3 separate regions of the Homo sapiens genome follow, and all the other regions are linked to region 1. A link is an interaction called in ENCODE POLR2A ChIA-PET data of the cell type or tissue named here. Cell type or tissue: CD4-positive, alpha-beta T cell. All regions are shown on one strand.

Evidence for each region. ChIA-PET counts read pairs that join two places held together with the same protein. Peaks named below come from ENCODE experiments on the same cell type or tissue, not always from the same donor. Only the 100,000 strongest peaks of a DNase experiment are listed, where the experiment ranks them.
Region 2: POLR2A ChIA-PET joins it to region 1 with 15 read pairs; 5 of 35 experiments call an interaction of 5 or more read pairs at or near these places.
Region 3: POLR2A ChIA-PET joins it to region 1 with 10 read pairs; 6 of 35 experiments call an interaction of 5 or more read pairs at or near these places.

What each region holds. Positions count from the first base shown.
Region 1 is chr10:6,470,386-6,478,385 of GRCh38, reverse strand. The region is part of intron 12 of PRKCQ (protein kinase C theta); the gene reads left to right. Among named protein-coding and RNA genes, the nearest start is that of PRKCQ, 110 kb to the left of the region's middle. RefSeq lists an enhancer at 4,207-4,386. In CD4-positive, alpha-beta T cell, CTCF peaks have their summits at 4,627 and 4,837; DNase peaks (open chromatin) are centred at 4,315 and 4,775; H3K4me3 peaks cover 985 bases; H3K27ac peaks cover 2,759 bases.
Region 2 is chr10:6,603,757-6,611,756 of GRCh38, reverse strand. No RefSeq gene overlaps it. Among named protein-coding and RNA genes, the nearest start is that of LINC02648, 11 kb to the left of the region's middle. In CD4-positive, alpha-beta T cell, no CTCF peak of the experiment used is centred here; a DNase peak (open chromatin) is centred at 4,406; H3K27ac peaks cover 1,432 bases.
Region 3 is chr10:6,538,992-6,546,991 of GRCh38, reverse strand. All of the region lies in intron 1 of PRKCQ (protein kinase C theta), which reads left to right. Among named protein-coding and RNA genes, the nearest start is that of PRKCQ, 37 kb to the left of the region's middle. In CD4-positive, alpha-beta T cell, no CTCF peak of the experiment used is centred here; DNase peaks (open chromatin) are centred at 3,391 and 3,831; H3K4me3 peaks cover 1,884 bases; H3K27ac peaks cover 6,186 bases.

The DNA of each region.
Region 1 (8,000 bases):
CTGACTCAAAATTATTCAGGATCATTGTAGAAAATTTTTATAAACTCAAAGAAGAAAATCACTTATAATCCCACCACTTAAGATATACTCGCCATTAATACTTTGAAGTTTCTCCTTCTATAGATTCTCTCTGCAGTGGACTTCTAAAAACAAAAATAGCAACCCACTGTAAATACCTACTGCACTGTACTCTGCATTTGTTACACTCTATTTTGAACATTTTCTTACGTCTTTGGATATTCTACAACGTGATTTAACTAGAACATCTCTAATTTTTTGTTCTGATTTAAATAACACTAAAATGAACATCCTCGAAGATTAGTTTTCATGCACATGCATTATGATTCTTCTTACTGGTTTGTCTCCTCTCTGCCACCCCATCCCGGCTGTCCACCACCCGCACTAATTAGCAGCCTCAAGTGGGACCATATGACTAAGGGCCAAAGAACACAAGGGGCGGAGGCTTTTCCATTTTCTGTTTTCTTTCTTTTTGTTTGTTTGTTTTGTTTGTTTGTTTTGAGACGGAGTCTCACTCTGTCGCCCAGGCTGGAGTGCAATGGTGTGATCTCAGCTCACTGCAACCTCCGCCTCCCGGGTTCAAGTGATTCTCCTGCCTCAGCCTCCTGAGTAGCTGGGATTACAGGTGTGCACCACCACACTCAGCTAATTTTTGTATTTTTAGTAGAGACAGGGTTTCACCATGTTGGCCAGGCTGGTCTCAAACTCCTGACCTCAGGTGATCCACCCCCCTCAGCCTCCCAAAGTGCTAGGATTACAGGCGTGAGCCAACGCACCCAGCCCTTTTCCCATTTTCTATCTCAAGCCATGACGACTGGAGAGTGAATGAGGGAAAACTTCTAAGGAGACTTGAGCCATGGGAAGAATTAATGAGGGAACCAGGGAATGAATGAGGAAAGTGGATGGCAACTGGGGCATCCATCACCACCTCTGCAGTTCCCAGTAGATTCTCAGCATATGTGCAATAACCAAATCAATGAATAAATGCACTTACCTAAGATAAAGAGAAGCCAGACCATGGCAAAGCACTTACTGAGCATATGCTGTGCTCAAAGCACTGTGGAGGATACAGAAGTATATAATACAGCTCCCGACCTTGAGAACTTCACACTCTAATAAGAGTCAAGGCTGCATTTCTAACAGTATGAGTAATATTAGATCAGAAGGCAGACACAAAGTACCAGAGCTGAGAGAAACTAGAAAGAGGAATTTGAATGGGCAGAAAGGGCCTTGGGCATGAAAGGTGTGGCTGCAGGAGAGGAAGTAGAAAAGAGTGAGGTGTCCTGGTCAACTATTTAGGAGAATGCAGGCCCGCTTCCTGCTGCAGGGAGCAGGCTGGAACTTCCCATGATGAAGGCTAGAAGAGATTTTGTACTAGAAACTCCCTCCTGGAGATGATAAATACCCATTGGCCTGGGAGGGTGAAGGTATGTCACCTGCAGGCAAAGGGACAAACTCTGCCACCCTCTCCATGCTGTTGGGAGGGTGAAGGTATGTCACCTGCAGGCAAGGAGACAAACTCTGCCACCCTCTCCGTACTGTTGTCTAGATTTTCTGCACATGCTGGGGCTCCCTGTAATCTTTTCCCTTTGCAGTATTTTGAGGCTTGTAGCAAACTGCTAAACACATTTTTTCTTTTTTGCCATAAATAAAGATTTTTACTGTAAAGCTTTCATAGTAGCGAAAAATTGGAAACAACACAAATACCCAATGACAGATTTATTGAATAAATTATTATATGGTCAGAGAAAATAATACTATATAACCATTTTAAATGATGATGTAAATGCTTAAACATCAATACAGAATGTTGTTTATGAAATCATAAGTGAGAATATATAGTATTTCCTTTTAAGCAAGAACATTTGCATGTATAAGCATGAAAAATAATGAAAAACTAACAGTTGTTAATTGGGAGGTAGGATTATAACTGATTTTATTTTTATTATATCTTTCTGTGTATGTTACTATAAACACATTTTAGACTGGGCTTCTGGGCACTTAGGCAGTTGTGCTTCTCTTGGTGCCTTTTCCCCATTTTTTTTTTTTTTTTTGATTTGCATGTATGACAGTTTTCATGTCTTACGGGGAAGGCTATTGGGAATCCCACTTTGTAGAAGATAGGTATGCTCCTTTCTCTTGCCTGTCCATCACAGCTTCAGGCAGCATTTGTTTCTGTCCCTCTTATGAGAGATCTCCTTAACCCATTTATGCCTGAGGTTGCAACTTTTTGAATTTTGAAATCAGACCTTGGTGATGACCTTGAGCAGTAGGATATAAATAACTCCCACATGCTTAGCGTTCCAATAATGGAACACTAGGCATAAATGAGTTCCGTGCAGCTGGGATGCTTTACCAAGACCTGAGCCACAAGTGCATCCACAGCATTGGTGCTGGGAGAGAAAAAAAAACTTCAGCAGAGAATGTTTACATGAAATGTAAATCTGACTGGCTCAAGACTCAGATCTCAAGGAACTGAGTCCTTTTAGAAAGAGGAAAGAAACAAAGGAAGAAGCTTGAATCACCTTTTCCAACACCCCGAGTTGTTGTTTTTGAGATGTCTTAATTATTCAAACCTTGCTTGTCAAAGTAACTGATTAAATACCACAAGTGAATGCAAAAGGCAACGATTGATACGTGATATGGATAATGCTTTGTTCTGGGAACATGTTGGGAATGACCTTTCTTGGGAGGACAGTTACCTGTGTATGCTAGTGTAGACATCAGATAAGATAAATTAACTATGTACTTCTCCAGGGCATTGTTATTTTTTAAAGGAAGTTATTCATCTGCTCTCTGCCTCCAAAGAGCGCACCTGTTGAATACCAGATTATTCAGGAGATTCTGAGGACAGGTATTCACTTGTTATTAATTAGGGTCATTTGGATTAAATTGTTAAAGTTTTTAAAGTTCCTAGATGAGGGATATATCACCTATGGAAGGGTGAAAATATGATAAAGCCATTTAGGAAGCTACAAAATGTGAAAATTCCTGTGGACTTGGATTCCGAAGTTCAAGCCCAGCTCTGCCGTTTATCAACAGGGCTCTGAGGCACCCACTTTACCCCTGCCCAGGACAGAGAGTAAGAGTTACAGGCAGAGGGGCTGGGAGCTGTAAAACCAGGGGCCCTAATGGGACGGCACCGTCTGGGGACATAGATGTACAGGATAATTCATGAAATCTGAACCTGAATCTGAATGAGGCTCAAATCAAAAGAATCTTCACAATGAATTTTCTGTGTGCTAGATCAAAATGACTTTGTACATCATCCAGGCTCTGGCATAAATTACTGGCTCAGGGTCTAACGTAGATCAGCATTCTGAGAGGCTGCTGTCTTGGCAAGAGGAAAGAAGGGCTAGCTCTTCTTTCTTTTACTTTTTTTCTAACATTTCTTTGTTGTTAATATTTACATTTTCTGTCTTACAAAGTCTGCAGGGCTTGAAATTGCACGATCCCTTCTCAGTACCCCCTTCAGTGCGGATGCCAGCCAACTTTTGCACTACTAGATTTCCAACTTAGATTTTTAACAGTTTCCATTACTTACATTTTAAAAAGTAAAAAAATAGGAAAATCCACAATAAAATTTGTCTACAAGAAGAGTTGTCATAAATCTTTTAACTATCCACTTACAAGTAGATTTAAAACAATTAGAAAAAAATAATTAACCATAAAACTTTGAAACACAGGGAAAAATAAACACTGAAACAGTTTCCCTCTTTTTAGTTATGCTGCAGTAAAAGAAAGATTAATAACTCAAGTATCCAAAGTTTCTGTGTTCTATCTCTGATAAAACTGTGGAAAAATAAGAGGATTTATTTCTAAAATTTGTTTGGAAAGGAAAGATGCATCTAACACAGTAAGGATGCTATTTCTTTTTAATTTCAAGGAAATAATTTTCCCTTAAAAATTAAAAGTGAACTAAAGTCTACCTTCCTCTGTGTCTCCTTTGAATTCTGAAAGGCCGATCTGTATTCTGACATTTAAGTAGTGTTACTATTTCACACCTAAGTAGCTCTAGATCCTATAGGAACAGCTCTGTCTCTGGGTCGTTCCCTCAGGTTGGATTTGAGGGCAGGCCGCCGTGGTTTTGCAGGCCTCTGAAGAGAGGCCTCCCAGGGTGATGCCAAGAGGCAGAACGCTAGTGTTCCTGGATTCACATCACTGCCCTTGACTCCCACACTCCCAATATGCACCAGTTGAACATTCTTGGTCAATATCACTTTGAAATTTTTCTTTTATGAAAAAGAAAACTGAGTTTCACTTTCTATTCATAGAACACACAAAGCTCTACTTCCGGTTATGGCTTCAGGGCATGAGTGTGTGAGTTACTTTGAACAAGTCACCTAACATTTCTTTGTGACACTGGTTCTCCTTTTTTGCTTCCTAAGGATAACGTGAAAAATAATAATAATAACAATAATAGCACTTGCAGAGAAGTTTGGATCTTTTTTGGAGAAAGTACCATACTAACTACAAGATATTATTATCATTTAAAATTAAAAAGAAAAACTCCTTGAACTTGATACTTTTTAAAAAGTATGTCATCCTGGTATTTCCATAGTTTTAAGGCAAAATCCATCTAAGAAAGTTTTTAATTTCAAGCATTTTATTCAGAAACTGCTTCATCTGAAGCTCTCAAAAATGCTGCAATCCATGAACCTTTCAGTTGAGCTAGGAGCCCTGGAAATTACCACAATTGTAGCAAAGAAAAGAAAACCCACGGAAACCACATCCTTCCAAAGACGTGTCCCTGCACTAAGACAAGAATTAACTTTTCATGCTGCCCCCATCTGTAGTGACAGATAAGCCTCTTTTCTTTAACGTCCTCTGGCGGCGTTCTGATCCTGAGAACGCTTACACGTTGTTATTTCAGAAACTGGGGATCACTCAGACATTCTGCAGGTTCCCCTGCTATGTAACCAAACTGTGATTTGGCAAATGTTAGATTTTATAGCAAATTTACAAAAATGAGTCGATTTACAGCTGTCAACCTGAAATAATCAAAAAGGCCAGAATCTAATTTAAAGAGCATTTATTCAAACTCAAAGTTTGAGGATGGCCCACCTGGAAACACCCCAAAAGAATGAAGTCAGAGTTGTAAAGGAGGGAACTTTAGGGTTTCCATAGGGAGAGACAGAGGCATTTTTAGCAGGATTACATTTTTTCATACAAGGCTGGTGCATAGTTCCAGGAACTTGGTTACAGGCAGTGTTTCTTTTTGGGAAAGGGACATTTAACATCTTTTACAGAGTGTGCTATAGTCATGGGTTTTCTGTCATCTGGTCTAAGGAAAATAGGACAAAAAAAGGAAAAGGTAATCTTTAACAAGATTCATTAATTAAAAAGGCAGGAGGCGGCCAGGCACGGTGGCTCACACCTGTAATCCCAGCACTTTGGAGGCTGAAGCGGGTGGATCACCTTGGGGTCAGGAGTTTGAGACCAGCCTGGCCAACATGGCGAAACTCTGTCTCCACTAAAAATACAAAAATTAGCCAGGCGGGGTGGTGGGCACCTATAATCCCAGCTACTCAGGAGGCTGAGGCAGGATAATCACTTGAACCCATGGGGCGGAGGTTGCAGTGAGCTGAGACCACACCACTGCACTCCAGCATGGGCGAAACAGTGAAACTCCGTCTCAAAAAGAAAAAAAGAATAAAAGAAGTCAGGAAGTGTTTGTCCCTGACAATTGTTTAATTCTCTCTAGTCATTGTACAGAACAAGAGAAAAAAGGAAGCAAGTTAATCTATAATCTGAGAAACAGAAGTTGTAACCATATGTGACTCAGATCACAGTCGCATCTCTCTCAAGGCGTAAAACGCATTTTAGGAATTCTAACACCTTTTAAATGTTATTTATTTTCACACAGTAATTTATGGGAAATTAATGTTGCACTCACAATGTTTCCTTACAGTTTTCTCGTCCAAATACACAGGAAATAACGGGCAATGAGTGAATACATATTCAGGAATTCTTGGACTAAAAGAACAAGACACTCACTCAGTGCATCTGAAATGCCGCATCTTTCCTACATGCCTGCTTTTTTTTTGTTTGTTTTTTTCTGAGATGGAGTCTCGCTCTGTCGCCCAGCCTGGAGTGCAGTGGTGCGATCTCGGCTCACTGCAAGCTCTGCCTCCCGGGTTCACGCCATTCTCCTGCCTCAGCTTCCCAAGTAGCTGGGACTACAGGCGCCCACCACCATGCCTGGCTAATTTTTTGTATATTTAGTAGAGATGGGGTTTCACCGTGTTAGCCAGGATAGTCTCAATCTCCTGACCTTGTGATACACCCACCTCGGCCTCCCAGAGTGCTAGGATTACGGGCGTGAGCCACCGCGCCCGGCCCCTACACGCCCACTTTTTAAGCTCACAGATCTGTTCTCATCTTGATGTGACTCTGTAATATTCTTCCAGGCTCATGGCCCATATTATCTGCCCATTCCTTTGTCAGCCATTCTCACAAAGTCCCAAAAGTATTGTCACCAGCTTCCCAGAAGACATGAGCATTTGACATCTCCTTCAAGAGAGTGCCTCAGGAAAGTGCATGCCTTCTGTGAATCTACTATCCCTCTTTTGTTTTTTGTTGTTGTTGTTGTCATTGTTGTGTTTGTTTGTTTGTTTTGAGAAGGAGTCTCACTCTGTCGCCCAGATTGGAGTACAGTGGAACGATCTCGGCTCACTGCAACCTCCATCTCCTGGGTTCAAGTGATCCTCCTACCTCAGCCTCCCAAGTAGCTGGAATTACAAGCGTGCGCCACTGCGCCCAGCTAATTTTTTTTTCTTGGTATTTTAGTAGAGATGGGGTTTCACCATGTTGGCCAGGCTGGTCTCAAACTCCTGACCTCAAGTGATCCACCCACCTCGGCCTCCCAAAGTGCTGGGATCACAGGCATGAGCCACCATGCCCAGCCTACTCTCCCTCCTTTGAAACCTTGCTGACAAACTACCTACTCTATAAATCACGCTCAGATACACTAAATCCTACTTGTCATTCAGACGCTCAGGCTTCTCAGCTTACGTGACCCAGAAAGATGATTTTGCTCCTGTACTGCTGGGTGTCTTCTGTGACTTCTTTCATATGTTCTGTTTAAATAATACCTTGTCTATGTAAATAATACATTCCTTGATACCAAGATGCATGTTTCGCTCTTTTCTTTTGTTTCATTTGCCCGTAGAGTGCTAGATAATGTTCAGGGGCTGGGCACAGGGGGGAGCGGAAGAGAAAAAGAAAGATAAATGGTCTGACTGTAGATCATACTGGCTAACTCAGGTGCCAGGAAGGCTGGTCCCGAATAGAACTGCAGAGGAGAAGTCTATCTTTGACAAACCCTCTTCCCACCCCTCTCTGACCTCCTGTTTCATTATTTTCCCCTTCATCCCAGAGTTCACATGATCTTGTACCCACTGTAGCTATCAGGTCTCTGCCTTGATTTTTTTTTTTTTTTGCGACAGTCTCACTCTGTTGCCCAGGCGGCTCAATACAACCTCCACCTCCTGGGTTCAAGTGATTCTCCTGCCTCAGCCTCCCAAGTAGCTGGGGTTACAGGTGTGTGCCACCATGCCTGGCTAATTTTTGTATTTTTGGTAGAGATGGGATTTCACCATATTGGCCAGGCTGGTCTTGAACTCCTGACCTCTAGTGATCCACCCACCTCAGGCTCCCAAAATGCTGGGATTATAGGCATGAGCCACCGCGCTTGGCCTCTGCCTTGATCCTTGATGGCAAAATCGTTCTTCTCCATCTCCTTGTCTCTCCCCCTTAAAACTTCTGTCACTTCAGGAACCTCTTCTCCACCACCAGTCTTAGAGAAATATCTGATAAATAGCATAGAGCAGTTTAATATGTGTTGTTCCTAGCAACGATTTCTTCCTAAAGTGGAGCAGAGTGGAGTTTCCTTATTAGACCCAACATTACGTTGTATTTGAGGTGATTACAGTTCCCATCCTGAGGAGGTGACACGCATGGGACTCTTCAGGGGAAACTGT
Region 2 (8,000 bases), 130 kb before region 1:
CCATCTCCTGTGTAGTTTCACCTACTTGTTGCAGCCATATCCCTGAGCTCTAAATTTGTCTATCTGACTGCTTCTGCTGCATCTCCATTTAAATGTCTCATTTAAGGCATTTCATACCTTACATGTCCAAAACTAAACTTTTGCTTATCTAAGATAGCAAAATATTCTTATTCAAGTCTTCCCATGAAAATGGCATTTCATCCACCCAACTTAGCTAGAAACTTGAAAATCACTTGTCTCCATTTCCTAACATCATCTGTATCAATTGGGATCTAGTCAAAAGACAGAAATCTCACTAGTTATTTTAACAAAATGAATTTAATATAAATAATTTCAACCAGATGTTAGAGAATGCAAAAAGACAAAAAGAAAACATTAAGATATCACAAAACTATTAAATGCGGTGAAAAACTATCTGCCTTAGGTCTGGGGGAACACAGAGATAAGGTTGGAGTTATTAAGAGCTTGGGATTATGAGACACCTGGAGGAAATATTCCATAAAGCAGGACTTAGACCTCTAAGGAGGACTCTCCAGCCAGCCGTTGCTCCTGTCTCAGGATGGGTTTGGAATGGGAGTGAAGCTGAACCTAGCAATATTAGGAAACGTGCAAACTGAAATCTACTGTCACTGCCAAGGTGTATTAGTATCATCTTTGCTAGAACCTTGCCAACAGGAACTGGAAGCAAAAAGGAAAGAGCAGGTCTCTTCCTATGATGCCTCTAGCCTTTCAGTGTCCCTTAGTGTCTTCCTTCAGCAGAGCTTAGCAGGTTGGCAGCTGATAATGCAGAAATTTTGTGATATAGAGTCTCCATCTCAGCATCCAGAAGAAATGGGTGTGGAAGGACAGCTTTGAAGCTGAGAAGCAGTAACTTAGTAACCAGCTCAGTCCATCCTTTTGATTACTCAGCACCCACACTTCCTGTTGTTTCTGCCTGAATGCTCTGGACCCTACCTGCCTCTCTAGCCTCAATCCCTAACTCACAGTATGTTGACCATTTTAACATTCTTTCAGATCCCCAAATCCCCAAAATGATTTCTGGCCTTAGGATTATCACATTTCACCTGGACCACTCTCTACCCCATATCCATACCAGTTCTTTGCCTGACTGGCTCCTTCTCATCTTCAAGTCTCAGTTAAACTATCTCTTCCACAGAGCGGGCATCCTTAACCATGCAATTAAAGAAGCAACTGACTCTTGCGTATAACAATTTTTCTTTTCCATCATTGTATTTATATATTCATTGTATGTTTATTCATGTGACAATTTTTTATGTCTGTCTCCATCAATAGAATATGAGCCCAATATTTACCTTGTTTATCACTTTATATATAACATCCATCATAGCACCTGATATTTCGTAATGCTGAATAAATATATGTTGAATGGATGCTACTGAACCAACCCACTGTGTTGTCAGGGGTACCATATTCATCTGCAAAAGAGATCCGTTTTGTTTTGGGCAAGTGTTAAGTCAAGAAGTGGAGGTGAACATTTAAAAAACCTAGTGGAGAGAATATTTTTCTTGGCCTAATTGTAACCATGGTGCACCCAGACCTGAGATGCATTTAAAAACTTTTTTAGTTAAAAAAAGAAACATTTCAAGAAACAGGATCATAGTCATCTGGAAAATAAAAACAGAAAATGGGTATTTGGAAGAACTGGAAAATAGGTAAAAGTAGTTCAGATTATGAATACTTTGAAGGCCAAGCACAGGATACACAGCTGTTTGATTTCCCCTGAAAACTCAGCAAAAAGGATGAGCTTCTGTTGCAGTAGCAGTGGTCTAGTTTTACCAACAGGAAGAAATTCCAATAAAAGTCATGTGTCATTTGAATAGATCAACAACAGGCAGGTAACATGTGTATTCAGTAGAAGAAAGGGGATGTTTGGGACTTGAAAGTGGAAGAGAGGAATAAGGAAACAGTGTCTTTCAAATTGACTTAGAATTTCCTCTTTTCTGTGTTCATGTTTTTCACTAGCTGTTCCCAAGTGTCCTCAAACAAGTCATTTTTCACTGCAAGGATAAGTCTCAGCCAATACCTTTCACCAGATAACATGGAAGATTCCTAACTTATAGTAGGGGCCAGCATCATGGGCATGCAACCCATGTAGTCACAAAGAGCCCTGTGCCCAGAAGGGCAACACACTTGACATGAGGTTCTGCTGTTGCCATCATGAAATTCATCGATTTCTGATTAAGAGATCCTGCATGTTTATTTTGGACTAGACTCTGCAAATGGTGTAGCTAGTCTTACTCATAGTCTAAGTTCTGAGCCATATTATGCTAAAAGAATTTCCACATATAAGTCCTTCCCAACCCTGGGCTTCATTTGATAACTTTATTTTATTAATATGAGTTTAGAAGGTACTATGTCCAATCACCCTTCCCAGTCCCTGAGATTCCCTCCCCTGCCCTTGATGACATGCACGATTTCTGCTACATAATAAGCATGGGTGGGAATTCACTATAATTTGAATTTCCCAAAATAAAGATCACAAATTAATAAATCTGCTAAAGATGATCTTGCACATAACTAAATGACTTTTGTGCAAGGGGACATTTAAAAATATATTCCCCGAGTGTAAATTGCCTCCCTCCTTTCTCTGCTACCTCAGATCCCTGACCTCACACCAACTAGAAATACAGTGGAAATTATCAGTACAGCATTATTAATTCTAGTTTTCCACTAAAAGACCTGTATTGTTGAAACAAGACTTTATACATGAAGCATTTTGTAGTTCTGTGAGTGCTTTCACATACTTTGCATCATTTGACCATCACAACAGATGTGTGGTAAGCAGAGTGGATCTTATAATTCCATGTAGTAACAGTGTCAAGGGCAAATACAAGGAGATGGCAACTCAGGGTCAAGTCTAGCCTAGACCACTTCCTTGGTTGTAAAATGAAGATGAAATGTGATCATATGTGTGAAACTCCTAGTACAGTGCCCAGCGTGGAATACATAGGCATTTTTGCTGTTGTGTGCATGCCACCCTGGAGAAATTGAGGACAAACATGGTCCTGATTAGAATCCCATCCACTCACCACCATCCGTCTCCAGCAGTTCCCACAAGCATCCTGCTTTCTCATGGCCCCTTGACTTTCCACCTGCTGCTCTGTCCAAAATTGCTGCTGCCCATTTTCCATCTGGTTAACTCCCACTTACTGTTAAAGACTTATCTCATGTGGCCCTTTTTCTAAGGCTTTCCCCTCTCAGCTCTTCTCCAGGCTGTGTTAGGTGATCCTTCCTGGGACTCCCGTCTCCCTCTCCTAGGTATGGCTGCACCGTGTTGTGCTATAGCTGCCTGCTCCCAAGTTTGTCTCCTCTGTTGCCAATACTTACCTTTAGGTCAGGTAATCTCTGTTTTGCAGTTCTTGAGTAGATGTTCAATCAATATTCTTTCCTTAAATGAATGAATACATAAATGAATAAAAGAAGGTAGGAAGGAAGCAATTAATTTGCTTTTTGTGTGTGCCCCTTGTAACATAACTGAGATGCCAACAGCTTTTCCACTATCCTGGAGATAAGCCAGCACTCTGTTTTAAAGCAGAAAGCAGCAGGGCATGATTTCCCTCAAGGAAAGCATTTCTTGAGTTTCCAGGGATCTAGCCTGTGGCCACAGGTTTAGAAATGATAAGACAGCTGAATCTGAGTTGGGGGAAGGAGCATCAGTTCATTGCAAAGATCATTTTTCTTGGCACTAGTCAAAGAAGAGGACAGAGACATCTGCATGTCCCAATGACATCACTTGGCCCTGCCTTGCACAATAGAGGAAAAGAGCTGTCAGGGCAAATTTCCAGTTTATCTAGACATAGCTGGGCCAAGGCCAAGATTTTCCACCCCTCTCCCTACCCCTACTGCTCCCAACACCGAAAATGGCCTTTGGAGCATTGAATAAAACTGCCGGGAAAGAGCCAAGCTCTTCATCATGAGTTCAAGGTGGTGTCATCCTATACCCCTCACCCTTCTGTGCTTCCACTCGCCACCCCCAACTTCCACCCAAGAAGCCACTCCCTGAATTTGAAGATTAGCATTACTCCACATTTTTTATACTTAAGCTATATATGCATATATCCTCAAAAATGTAGAGCCTTGTTTAACATTTCTTAAACTTTATGTATGTTTTATCATGTTGTACACACTCACCTTAACTTACGAGTGTCTTCTCAATATTACATTGTGAAATTTACCCATTTGAATATTTGTAGCTCTGCTTCATTCATTCCCTTGGGTGACTCTCAGGTCCCCAGGGTGGGTGTCAAATGTGACAGAAGCTAGTCAGAAATGTGCTCTGTGTGGTATGTGAGGCTGGTGGGAGGGCATGAAGGGGCATACCACTCTCAGCTCTTAGCCTGCTCTCATCTTGGGGTAAACGTGTATCCGGGGAGGATCTGTGATCTGCTTCATCACATGGAGACTGGGCTGATCTCATTTCCTGAGCTTTGCTCCCCTCTTGAGTGATTCTACAATCAGACAGTATATTGTCACCAAAACAACGCTGGGCTGGAAGTCAGAAACCTAGATTCTTGTCCCAGTTCTGAAATAAGAACCCATGTGACCTCTGGTAAGTTATTTCACCTTAGCAAGCCTCAGTTTCCACGTGGAGTATAAGTTGGTTTTCAGAAGCCTTACAAGTCACAGAGTACCCATGCGGCACATTTCTAGGGTGGCCTGCCGTGAAGTTGCCAAACTTTGTACGGAAGGACCCTGTGGTGGTCTCTGCACCCCCACTTCCCACCTAAAGATAACCACGCAGATTACCTAACTTTCCTAAGCCTCCCTTACCTCCTCCCCACAAGTTGAGAAAATGATGAAGTTATAAAATGCATGTAGGGTGGGCACGGTGGCTCACGCCTGTAATCCCAGCACTTTGGGAGACTAAGGTGGGCGGAACACCAGGTCAGGAGATAGAGCCCATCCCGGCTAACACGGTGAAACCCTGTCTCTACTAAAAATACAAAAAATTAGCCGGGCGTGGTGGCGGGCGCCTGTAGTCCCAGCTACTCGGGAGGCTGAGGCAGGAGAACGGCATGAAACCCAGGAGGTGGAGCTTGCAGTGAGCCGAGAGAGATTTCGCCACAGCACCCCAGCCTGGGTGGCAGAGCGAGACTCCGTCTCAAAAAAGAGTAAATAAATAAATAAAATGCATGTAAAGTGCTGAGCACAAGGCTGGCACATAAAAAGTGATAAATGTTAGTTAATAGTATCAGCATTTTTCTGAAGATAATATTTTCCCTTTTTTGCATAATCTCTGTCCTCCTAAAAATATGCATCCCCCATACCTATTCCTATAAGTCTTTGGAGGGTATTTTGTCTTCTCCTGTAACTGCCACTGATCATGCCCCTACACCCAACCATGTCACCACAAGGACACAGAGGCCACGGCACTGGTGCTGTGCTGCCTTTGACCACCATAGCCAGCCTCCAAGTCTGGAGCACCAATGCTTCTTTAATACTTTTCCCAAAAATCCTAGACTTTGTTCCATTTCCCAAAAGTAAAAAAGCCAAAGCAAAGAAGGAAACCTCTCAAAGTCATTCTTGCCTTATTTTGGTTGCTGATTTTGATCATTGTTGTTTATTTTCAATCCCTTTTCTTCTGAGCACTCATGGAATATAGGCTGGGAAACAAGTCTAACAGAACTTTGCCTCTCTCTCTCCCAACAGCCAAGGGTAGTTTTGTCTCTTGAGCGTATTTCTGAGATCTAGGTCATATCTATGTACCTTATGCTCATCTCTGCAAATAGGCTGTTGCCCAAGAAACTTTTTGGTTCCTCAGAAACTTCTGGTCACCAGCCGGGCGCGGTGGCTCACGCCTGTAATCCCAGCACTTTGGGAGGCTGAGGCGGGTGGATCACGAGATCATGAGATCGAGACCATCCTGGCTAACATGGTGAAACCCCGTCTCCACTAAAAATACAAAAAATTGCCAGGTGTGGTGGCGGGCGCCTGTAGTCCCAGCTGCTTGGGAGGCTGAGACAGGAGAATGGCGTGAACCTGGGAGGCGGAGCTTGCAGCGAGCCAAGATTGCGCCACTCCACTCCAGCCTGGGCGACAGAGCGAGACTCCATCTCAAGAAACAAAAACAAAAACAAAACTCCTGGTCGCCATGCTCGCTTTGGTTCTGTCTCTAGCTCTGCCACCCTGGGACTTCAGGACCCTTCTGAGCTACAGTATTCCCACCTCTGCCCGTCAGTGCAGAGGCCCACCCCTCAGCACTCTGTAAAGACCCTCCCCTTCCCCTTGTTGGCCGATTTCTCCACCTCTTAATGAAGGAGTAACCATCTGGCCTCTCTTAGGGGACATCATTAGAGGGTGTCATAGAAAAAAAATAATTGTCCCCCAAAGATGTTATTGTAATCCCGGAACCCGTGGATATGTATTTTTTATGGCAAAAGGGTCTTTGCAGGTGTGATCAAGTTAAGGCGCTGGAGATAGGGTGATTATCCTGGATGACTGGGGCAAAGATAGGGTGATTATCCTGGATGACTGGGGTGGACCCAATGTACAAGAAGGAAGTGGGCTTTGGAGTTAGAGAAGAAGATGTAGTGGGATGAGCAGAGATGGGAGAGAGAGAGACAGAAAGGGACTTGAAGATGCTATGCTGCTGGCTTTGAAGGTGGGGAAGGCAACACGAGTCAAAGAAAGCAGGAAAAGGCAAGAAATAGATATAGATGCTCCCCCACTCCCGCAACCCAGGGTACCCAGGAGGAACACAGCCCAGACCACACCTTGATTTTAGGACTTCTGACCTCCAGAACTGACACATAGTAAATGTGTGTTGTCTTAAGCCACTACATTTGTGACTTTGTTACAGCAGCAATCCGGACCTAATATAGGTGAGTGAGCAATTTCCGTGTGAAGGATCCACTCAAGTCCTCCCAGCTCCTGAAGTCTTTTAGTCCCCTCTTCTGCCTTAACGTGAGGCACTCTGGAGTCTCAGAGTCCTTGAGTCTGGTCAGCTACTTCCTGAGGGCAAGCTTCAGCCAACCTTCCCAGAAAACGTTTAGAATCACTCTCTCTTATTTGAGCTGGTACATTGAATCCAGAATCTCTGGTAAGTGCCCCTAATTTGAGAAATTCAGCCTCACCTAAAATTGCGTTCCTTTCTTCCTGGTTTATGACCTTAAAAATTCATTCTCACCTATGCTTCTCTGGTTTCTGCTGGTATTCATTGGCAACATCTTGTAATTCATTGAGTCTGTAAGCATTCTCCTCCCAGGTAAGACCGTATTTACCCCCTGAGCCTTGCTGGGATATGGCTCTGGAGTTACGAGGGATAGAGAAATCAAGAGTCTGGAGGCCATGAGAGAATGGTCCTGTGTGAGAAGCGTGATCCCTGTTAGAAATCACCCAGGTGAGATGTTTGCATTAAGCCTTAGGGGAGGAGGGCTTGCTTCTGTGGCTGACAAAGCCTCTCTGGGGTTTGAATCTGCCCAAACATCCTCTTTCCAATCCTCTCTTTCCCAGAATTGTCCTATTTTCACACACACACACACACACACACGAGAATGGGAAGGCTGGAAAGGCAGAACCTGTGCTGTAATTCAGCAGCCCATGAGGACAGACCATGCCTGATTGCCAGCTGCATCAGCCCCATGCCTACAAGACATGAGCACACGCAGGGAAGTGCTGTGGTCCTCTGCCTGTTTCTTTAAAAGAAAATCTCAACCCTGAGCTCATCATATTATTTTAAATTAAGCTTTCTGGCACAGTTAAAAACAGGTAACCCATATTCTGAAGGCAAAATATCCTTGTTGCTTTCACACGTAATCTGATAAGATTGACAATCCAGATTGCCCATTTTCTTGAGAATAATCACACCAATTAGGGTAAAAGTTTACTGGCAAAGAACAGACTTCACTCTGGCTAGTTTACGTAAGAAGAGATTCTTATCACAGGCTAGTAAACACCTTCCAGAATCATTGCGAACGCTGCAGAAACAAACTCTGGGCTGTGCTTTTAGGAATAACGTTCAAATTATACTGCAGTCTCTG
Region 3 (8,000 bases), 69 kb before region 1:
TGATTATCTCAATAGATTCAGAAAAGGCCTTTGACAAAATTCAACAACGCTTCATGCTAAAAACTCTCAATAAATTAGGTATTGATGGGACGTATCTCAAAATAATAAGAGCTATCTATGACAGACCCACAGCCAATATCATACAGAATGGGCAAAAACTGGAAGCATTCCCTTTGAAAACTGGCACAAGACAGGGATGCCCTCTCTCACCACTCCTATTCAACATAGTGTTGGAAGTTCTGGCCAGGGCAATTAGGCAGGAGAAGGAAATAAAGGGTATTCAATTAGGAAAAGAGGAAGTCAAATTGTCCCTGTTTGCAGACGACATGACTGTATATCTAGAAAACTCCATCGTCTCAGCCCAAAATCTCCTTAAGCTGGTAAGCAACTTCAGCAAAGTCTCAGGATACGAAATCAATGTACAAAAATCACAAGCATTCTTATACACCAATACCAGACAGAGAGCCAAATCATGAGTGAACTCCCATTCACAATTGCTTCAAAGAGAGTAAAATACCTAAGTATAACACCTTCTTTGAACTAATGTAGCTTCCACATGGCTAAGCTTTGTGTATATTCCTTGCACCACGCTGAAATTTCCTTTCCTCTGCAACCTCATCTTGCTCTACCCCAAGGGGCACTTCTACTGTAAACCTGGATGGTGTGTGGAGTGAGGCAGTCCTGACTCCCCTACCCTAATCCCACTGGCACCCCATTTTACTGCCCTTTTTGTTTTAAGACGCTTACTATTAATTGATACACAAAAACAGGAGGCAGGTAACAAAAATAATAAACATCAGGGCCTGTACACCATCATGAGTAACACCTAACATTTGCAGTTAGATATCTCTGAGCTCAGTTCCCCACCATCCCACTTACTAGCTGTAGGTCCTCGGACAATTCACTTGAACTCTTTCTTTTGTTGTTGTGCTAGAATACGCGTAACACAAAATTTACCATGTGAACCTTTTTTTTTTCTCGTTTTCCTGAGATGGAGTTTTGCTATGTCCCCCAGGCTGGAGTGCAGTGGCACAATCTCAGCTCACTGCAACCTCCACCTCCTGGGTTCAAGCGATTCTCCCCGCCTCAGCCTCCCGAATAGCTGGGATTACAGGCACACACCACCACACCTGGCTAATTTTTGTATTTTTAGTAGTTTCACCATGTTTGCCAGGCTGGTCTCGAACTCCTCACCTTGTGATCTGCCTGCCTCAGCCTCCCAAAGTGCTGGGATTGCAGGCATGAGCCACCGTGCCTGGCCTGAACCAATTTGAAGTGTACGGTTCAGGGACATGAGAACATTCACAGTATTATGCAACCATCGCCACCACGCATCTCCAGAACCTTTTCATCATCCCAAACTGAGACTCTGTCCCCATCAAGCATGAATTCCCCATTTCCCCCCTTCCAAGTTCCCGGGAGCCACAATTCTACCCTCAGTGTCTGTGAATGTGACTCCTCTAGGGACTCATTTCAGTGGAACTGTTTAACATTTGTCCCTTGGTGTCTGGCTTCTTTCACCGAGCATAATGTCCCCAAGTTTCCTCCATGTTGTAGCAGGTGTCACCACGTCCTTCCTTTTTCAGCCTCAAGAATATTCCAGTTTAACCTTTGAAAGCCTCCATTGCCTCTTCTGTAAAATCGGATCAGTAGGCCATTTTTCAAAGGTTGTTGTGAGGATTTAATAAAATCAGGTAAAGCAACAGACAGCGCCCAGTGCAGTGCTTTGAGCCATGATAAAAATTAATTTAGCCTCCTTCTCTTCCCTTTCTAAATGATAAGTTACATGAAGACCAGGTGCAAGAAAAATGCCTTTCTCATGTCCGTGGTTCCTGAAGTCACACATTTGTGAGTGCTCAGTAATTAATATTATTTTTAACTGAATTGGATAATCTTCTTATTTAGCAAGTTAGAGATTAACTCCCAGAGTCCCAGTATCGTAAAAATAAAAATGTTACATTCACATTTTCCCGCTATTTTTCCCCTATAGATTAAAAAAAAAAAAAACAGAAAGGAAATAATAGCAGACTTTGTCACTCAGGAAAAGAAAGAGTTGACTTAAGACAATGTGGGTCTGGGCGCAGTGGCTCACGCCTGTAATCCCAGCACTTTGGGAGGCCGAGGCAGGCGGATCATGAGGTCAGGAGTTCGAGAGCAGCCTGGCCAATATGGTGAAACACTGTCTCTACTAAAAATATAAAAATTTAGCCAGGTGCGGTGGTACGTGCCTGTTGTCCCAGTTACTTGGGAGGCTGAGGCAGGAGAATCTCTTAAACCCAGGAGGTGGAGGTTGCAGTGAGCCTGGATCATGCCACTGCACTCCAGCCTATGCGATAGAAAGAGACTCCTCAAAAAAAAAAAAAAAGAGTGTGGGGTAGGATCTCCAACTGCTTAGGCGAGAGAGGAGGTTAAACAGTCATCACACAAATTCAGATTCTAAGGGCAGGTGAATGAATAGAACCAATAAGTGAAGACCCAGTTTCCAGTTATCTCCATTTATCAATGTCCTTGGCCTAAGTCAATTAGAGTTAATCACTGTGGAGTTAATTACAGTGTCTCTCCTTGCCGTTAACAATATATTCTGTGGTCATCGCATTATTAGAATGGGCAAATTGGTTCTTCAGTTGACAGTGTGACCAGGTCATTAAACAGACAAATCTCCCCGATGAAAAACCTTGAGCGATGTTGATTTTGGTGGAAACATAAAGCCATCCACAAACCATCCTTTCCAGGATGGATGTCAGGTAGTGGGAATTAAGCTCAAAACTGTGACTCACAAACAGTTTAACTTCCTTCAGGTTGATTTTCCCCATTGGTAAAATTCCCATGAATATTCTACATAACCCTTTGATTCTTCCAACATCGTTTTTCCCAAACATCTTTCCTGAGAGCTCTTCAAAAGATGGTAAAGGTACCATAGTAAGATACATGATGTAATGAACTTGACCTCGCTGAGGGGAAAATGGCCATGGTAGCCTGCTTGGAAGAAATATGCAAACCATCTGAGAAAGAGACAGCTCTCTCAGTGTCGTGGGGTTGGAGGTCATGTCTTTCCTTTTCACAACAGGAAGGGCTGGCACCTTCTGCTCTTTCGGTCCTGACAACTGTCTGCTCAGAGCATCAGCCAAACAAGGCCCTGTCATCCCAGCCAGGAAGGATGCGCGGTGCATGGGAGTGGCAGGACATTTGTGGAAGGAGTACAGCCGACCCCCCAGTTTCCTCCAGTCCTTGTCCCCAGGCTGGGGTTCCTTCCAGCACTTGCAGTTCAGCCCTGCTCAGCGTGTTTCTCTGGAAAACAGAACCGTGGGCCTTGTCAGCAACCTGCTGTGTGAGTTGGGTTGTGTGTTTGATCATCGAGGACAGTGTTTCAGCATCTGGAGGTGTGTGTTTGCTTTCCTTAGGTAACCACAAAGTAGTGGTTAGCGTCTCTCTAATTGATAAGGGTGACAGAAGCTGCTGCTGGCTTTAGAATGATGCCTGAACTCTTCTTCTGAAAATGAATGTGGTTAATTTAGTCATGACAGACACATTTCTGACTTCTTCCTCCCTCCTTTTTTCCCCAACGCCACCTTTCCCCATGGTGTTGTGTTTTTGCTTTTGTTTTTGTTTTTGTTTTCCTCTGTCTGGAGACTGAAAGAGACCAGACTGCGCTCAGCTGAAAGCTAAGGGAAGCCTGTGCTGCTCCGCCAGGGCTGAGTATTTTGTTTTCAGCTCCGCGAACTCCACCTGTGTGACTTTTTCTTCCTTTCTTTTTAAAAGTAAACATGGCAGGATGTGTGCTCACCAATTACTGAGCGCACAGAAATACAGGAACTGCTGGGCTAACGAACACGACTTCAAAGGACAGTGGTGAGGAGCCCTTGCCTCCCTGCCAGGCTTGAAAGGGCTGAGCTCTCCAGGGAGGGCAGGGCCCACCCTCAGGGCTCCACCAAAATAGTGACTTCCCAGCCTGTGACTTTCTTAGAGCCCTGAGGAAGGACTCAACGCAGGGAAAGGACGTGATGGCAGTGGGGATTCCCTCTTGCTTTGAGCCCTTCTGAATGCAAGCAGAAAAAGAAACCCTTTTATATTACTTTTTAATTGAATATAATAACAGAAACAATGAAAAGAATGTGACCTTGACTTTGCAACTCTATTTCCCAGGCATATTCCTAACAACACCTAAGAAAGCTAGGATGTAGGTAGCTTTTATCACCTTCGTTCTTTTTAGGTAATGAGTTAGAAGCACAAAGCAGGCAAGAGACCTCGTAACGTCAAATTTAATATTAAGCTGATCTTCTGATGGCCCAGGACATACCCCTGGGTGCTAGAATCTAACACGGAGACATGGATGGTGACGGGTACCTAGTGATCCAGCTGTTGAACTACACACAATTCTGCTGTTGTCCCCGAGGGAGAACTGTTCACTCTGAAGCTGCAGATGCTGTGTTATAGGGTGTTAAAGTCTCTACAGTTTCTATCAATGCTGTTGCATTCATGTTTTATTGCTTCTGCCAAAATACGAGTATTTCAAGGATGAAGTTCATGTTCTCCCACCAGCTCTTGTCTAAAATCCATGCTCAATGAGTATTTACTGTATGCAGGTTATTACTGAAGAGAGGACTTATGTGTTCTTCCCATGACATCAGAATGCAAGGATATTTCTCCAAGAGAGCAGGCTTCTATCTGCAAATGCATTCACCTGAGGATAGTGGTGAGACAGCCACTGAGCCTGGCAAGTCAGCACCACTCCAGGTTGTTGGGCTGAAAATAGACTAGAGAGAGTAATCTCTAGGCCCTCATTTTATAGGCAAAGAAGCTGAAACCCACAGAGGGTAAGCAGTTTCCCCATGTTTACTCTGTCCTTCATTGAGCTTTGTATTGGCTTCGTTGCTCTTAGTGAAAACACAAGGACTGGCCACAGTTAGAGCCGGGGTCCATGTGTGCATCCCAGGCTTCTGCCTCTGACAGAGTTGAGGAACGTGTTGAGAAGGTGTGGTTGCTTTCCTTGACCTTAAACTTAAATAGCGCAGAATTGCTTTGGGCTCAGCGTTTTAATCATGTCACATAAAAATCAGATGCTATCCACAGAGAAGAAAAAAAATCATTTGAAATGTGCATATGAATATTTATTAGAGAAAGAGTAAAGAGTAGATATTACTTCATATGGAAACGAGGAGGCTTGGAGGTGGCTTTAATATGCAGCATCAGTAAGAATCAATGCAAAGAGAATGCTATCTAGCAATTTTAAATGTTCACTCAAAGAGAAATGGGCTTGAATTATAGCAGGAGGATTCCTGTTTAGTTGTTAAAAAAAAGATAAAAAGTAATCAGTAGGTCTCAACATGGACTTACTAAATTCATGCCAGATTCACCTAGTTTCCATTTTTGTAGAGTCCCCAGACTAATGAATTATTAGACCAGTGAGAGAACATGATTTCAATGAGATATCTAACAAAATGGCTCATAACACTCCTATTAGAAACGTGAAAAGTACCTAGTGGGCACCTAGGGGGCAACAATTCCTTCAGATCCAGGAAAAGGGGGTCTTTAGGGGCAGGTCATAGAATTCGGTACTGGATTCTGCCCTAGTCATCAGCATTTCTAGAAATAAATGTCCTTAAGATTTAGAAGTTAGGCCAGATTTATAGCAGACCACACAAAACTCAAAGGGTCAGTAGAATGCAGAATCAAAATGATCATGTAGACTGAAAAACTAGGCCAACGCCAAATTCAGATCTGACTTTGGCAAAAGCCTTTACGCAGAGTCAACAGCTTAACTGGTCCAGGGCCAGGTGGGGAAATCATGAGAACATTATGATGAACAGGACTCCGGGGTTTTAGTTAGTTGACATTTCTATCTGAGTTGGCAGTAGAATGTAACGTCTGCAAAAGTCAGTTCATTCATGGTCTGCATTTATGGACCTTCAGTGCATCTAGAACTTTTACCTTCTGCTTATCAAATAGTATCTGGAAATACTGATTATTCTGGATATGCATTGTAATGATATTGACACTCATGAAAAGATGCTCAACACCCTTCCTTAGTAGGGAAATACAACACAAATCAATAAGCTCTGCTTCACACCCATTAGGATGGCTATTACCAAAAAAAGGGAAGGTGGTGTTGGTGAGGCTGTGAAGATGTGGGACCTTCTTGAATTGCTGGTGGACATGTGAAGTGGTACAGACTCTGAGGAAAACAGTGCAGTGATTCCTCAAAAAGTTAAACAGAGTTACCACATGATCTAGCAATTCCATTCCTGGGTATTCTCAAAATAGTTGAAAATGAGGACTGAGATACTTGTACACTAAACTCCGTGGCAGCATTATTCACCATGGCCAAAAACTAGAAACAGCCCAAATGTTCATCAGCAGAGGAACAAACAAACAAAATGGGGCATATTCATACAATGGAATATCACTCATCCTTAAAAAGGCATGAAACTTTCTGACACCTGCTACGACACAGATGAACCTTAAAAACATGATGCTAAGTGAGATGATCCAGAAACAAAGGACAAATACGCTAAGACTCCACTTATACGAGGTTCCTAGAGTAGTCAAATTTATAGGCATAGAAAGTAGACGAGCAGTTATCAGGGGCTGGTGAGTGGGAGGAATGGGGCGTTAGTGTTGAATGGGGACAGAGTTTGAGTTTGGGAAGATAAAATAGTTCTGGAGATGGATGGTGGTGATGGTTGCACAACAATGTGAATGTATGAATGTCACTGAACTATACAATTAAAAATGGCTAGCATGATACATTTTATATTGTATATATTTTACCACAATAAAAAGGTTATTAAACATAGACTGAGTATCCTGGCAGCAAGAACTAGTACAAAAAGCAAACTGACAAACTTTGTGTGTCTGGGCAAAGATGATCAAGACCATAGGTCTAGAAACTCTGACAAAGAAAGATAACTAAAGGAATTTAGTTATCATTTACTGTCAAGAAGAACAGGCAGAAGAGGGTGCTGGCCACCCTTAATTAGTTGAAGGGATTTCCTGTGGCAGAGGCATTACATGAATTCCACTTATTCAGAGTAACCAGAGGGCAGAATCAGGACCAATGGAAGAAATTATATCCAAGGAGGTAAATTTCAGTGCAGGAAAGAACTTTCAGCCAATTAGAACTATATTTTGAAAAGAAGCAGGGGCACTGCTAAATGCACAACTGAGTGTTCACAGTATACTCAAGAAAGACATTTTATGCAATTTGTGATGCAGAGTGCTGCGCTGATGAGTTCTCTAAAGCAGCGGTCCCTAACCTTTTTGGCACCAGGGACCAGTTTTGTAGAAGCCTATTTTTCCACAGACTGGGGTGGGGAATGGTTTCAGGATGATTCAAGCACATTACATTAATTGTCCACTCTATTTCTATTATTATTACATTGTAACATATAATGAAATAATTACAACTCACCATCATGTAGAATGAGTGGGAGCCCTGAGCTTGTTTTCCTGCAACTAGATGGTCCCATCTGGGGGTAATGGGAGACAGTGACAGGTCCTCAGGCATTAGATTCTCATAAGGAGTGTGCAACCTAGATCTCTCACTTGCGCAGTTCATGATAGGGTTTCTGCTCCTGTGAAACTCTAATGCTGTGGCTGATCTGACAGGAGGCGGGGCTCAGGCAGGAACGGTCACTCACCGCCTGCTGTGCACCCCAGTTCCTAACAGGCCACGGACCACCACTGGTCCATGGCCTGGGGGCTGGAGGACCCCTGCTCTAAAGGGTCAACATAGGTGAATTTAGAAAAGTCAGCATCCTCCAAGTTCTCAGAAACATTCTCCGATTCACTGATGAGTCGTGAAAATATAGTGAGGCAGAATGTTAGGGCCAACAGAAAGGAAAGTAGGGCTCTAGGGATTACAGTCACCAAGGTTTCTACCCTTGTGCAAGAGAACCATCACTTAATACTTAGTCATGTCATTTTCAATTATTAAAAATAAATTCATCACGCCTGTAATCCCAGTACTTTGGGAGGCTGAGATGGGCAGATTGCCTGAGCTC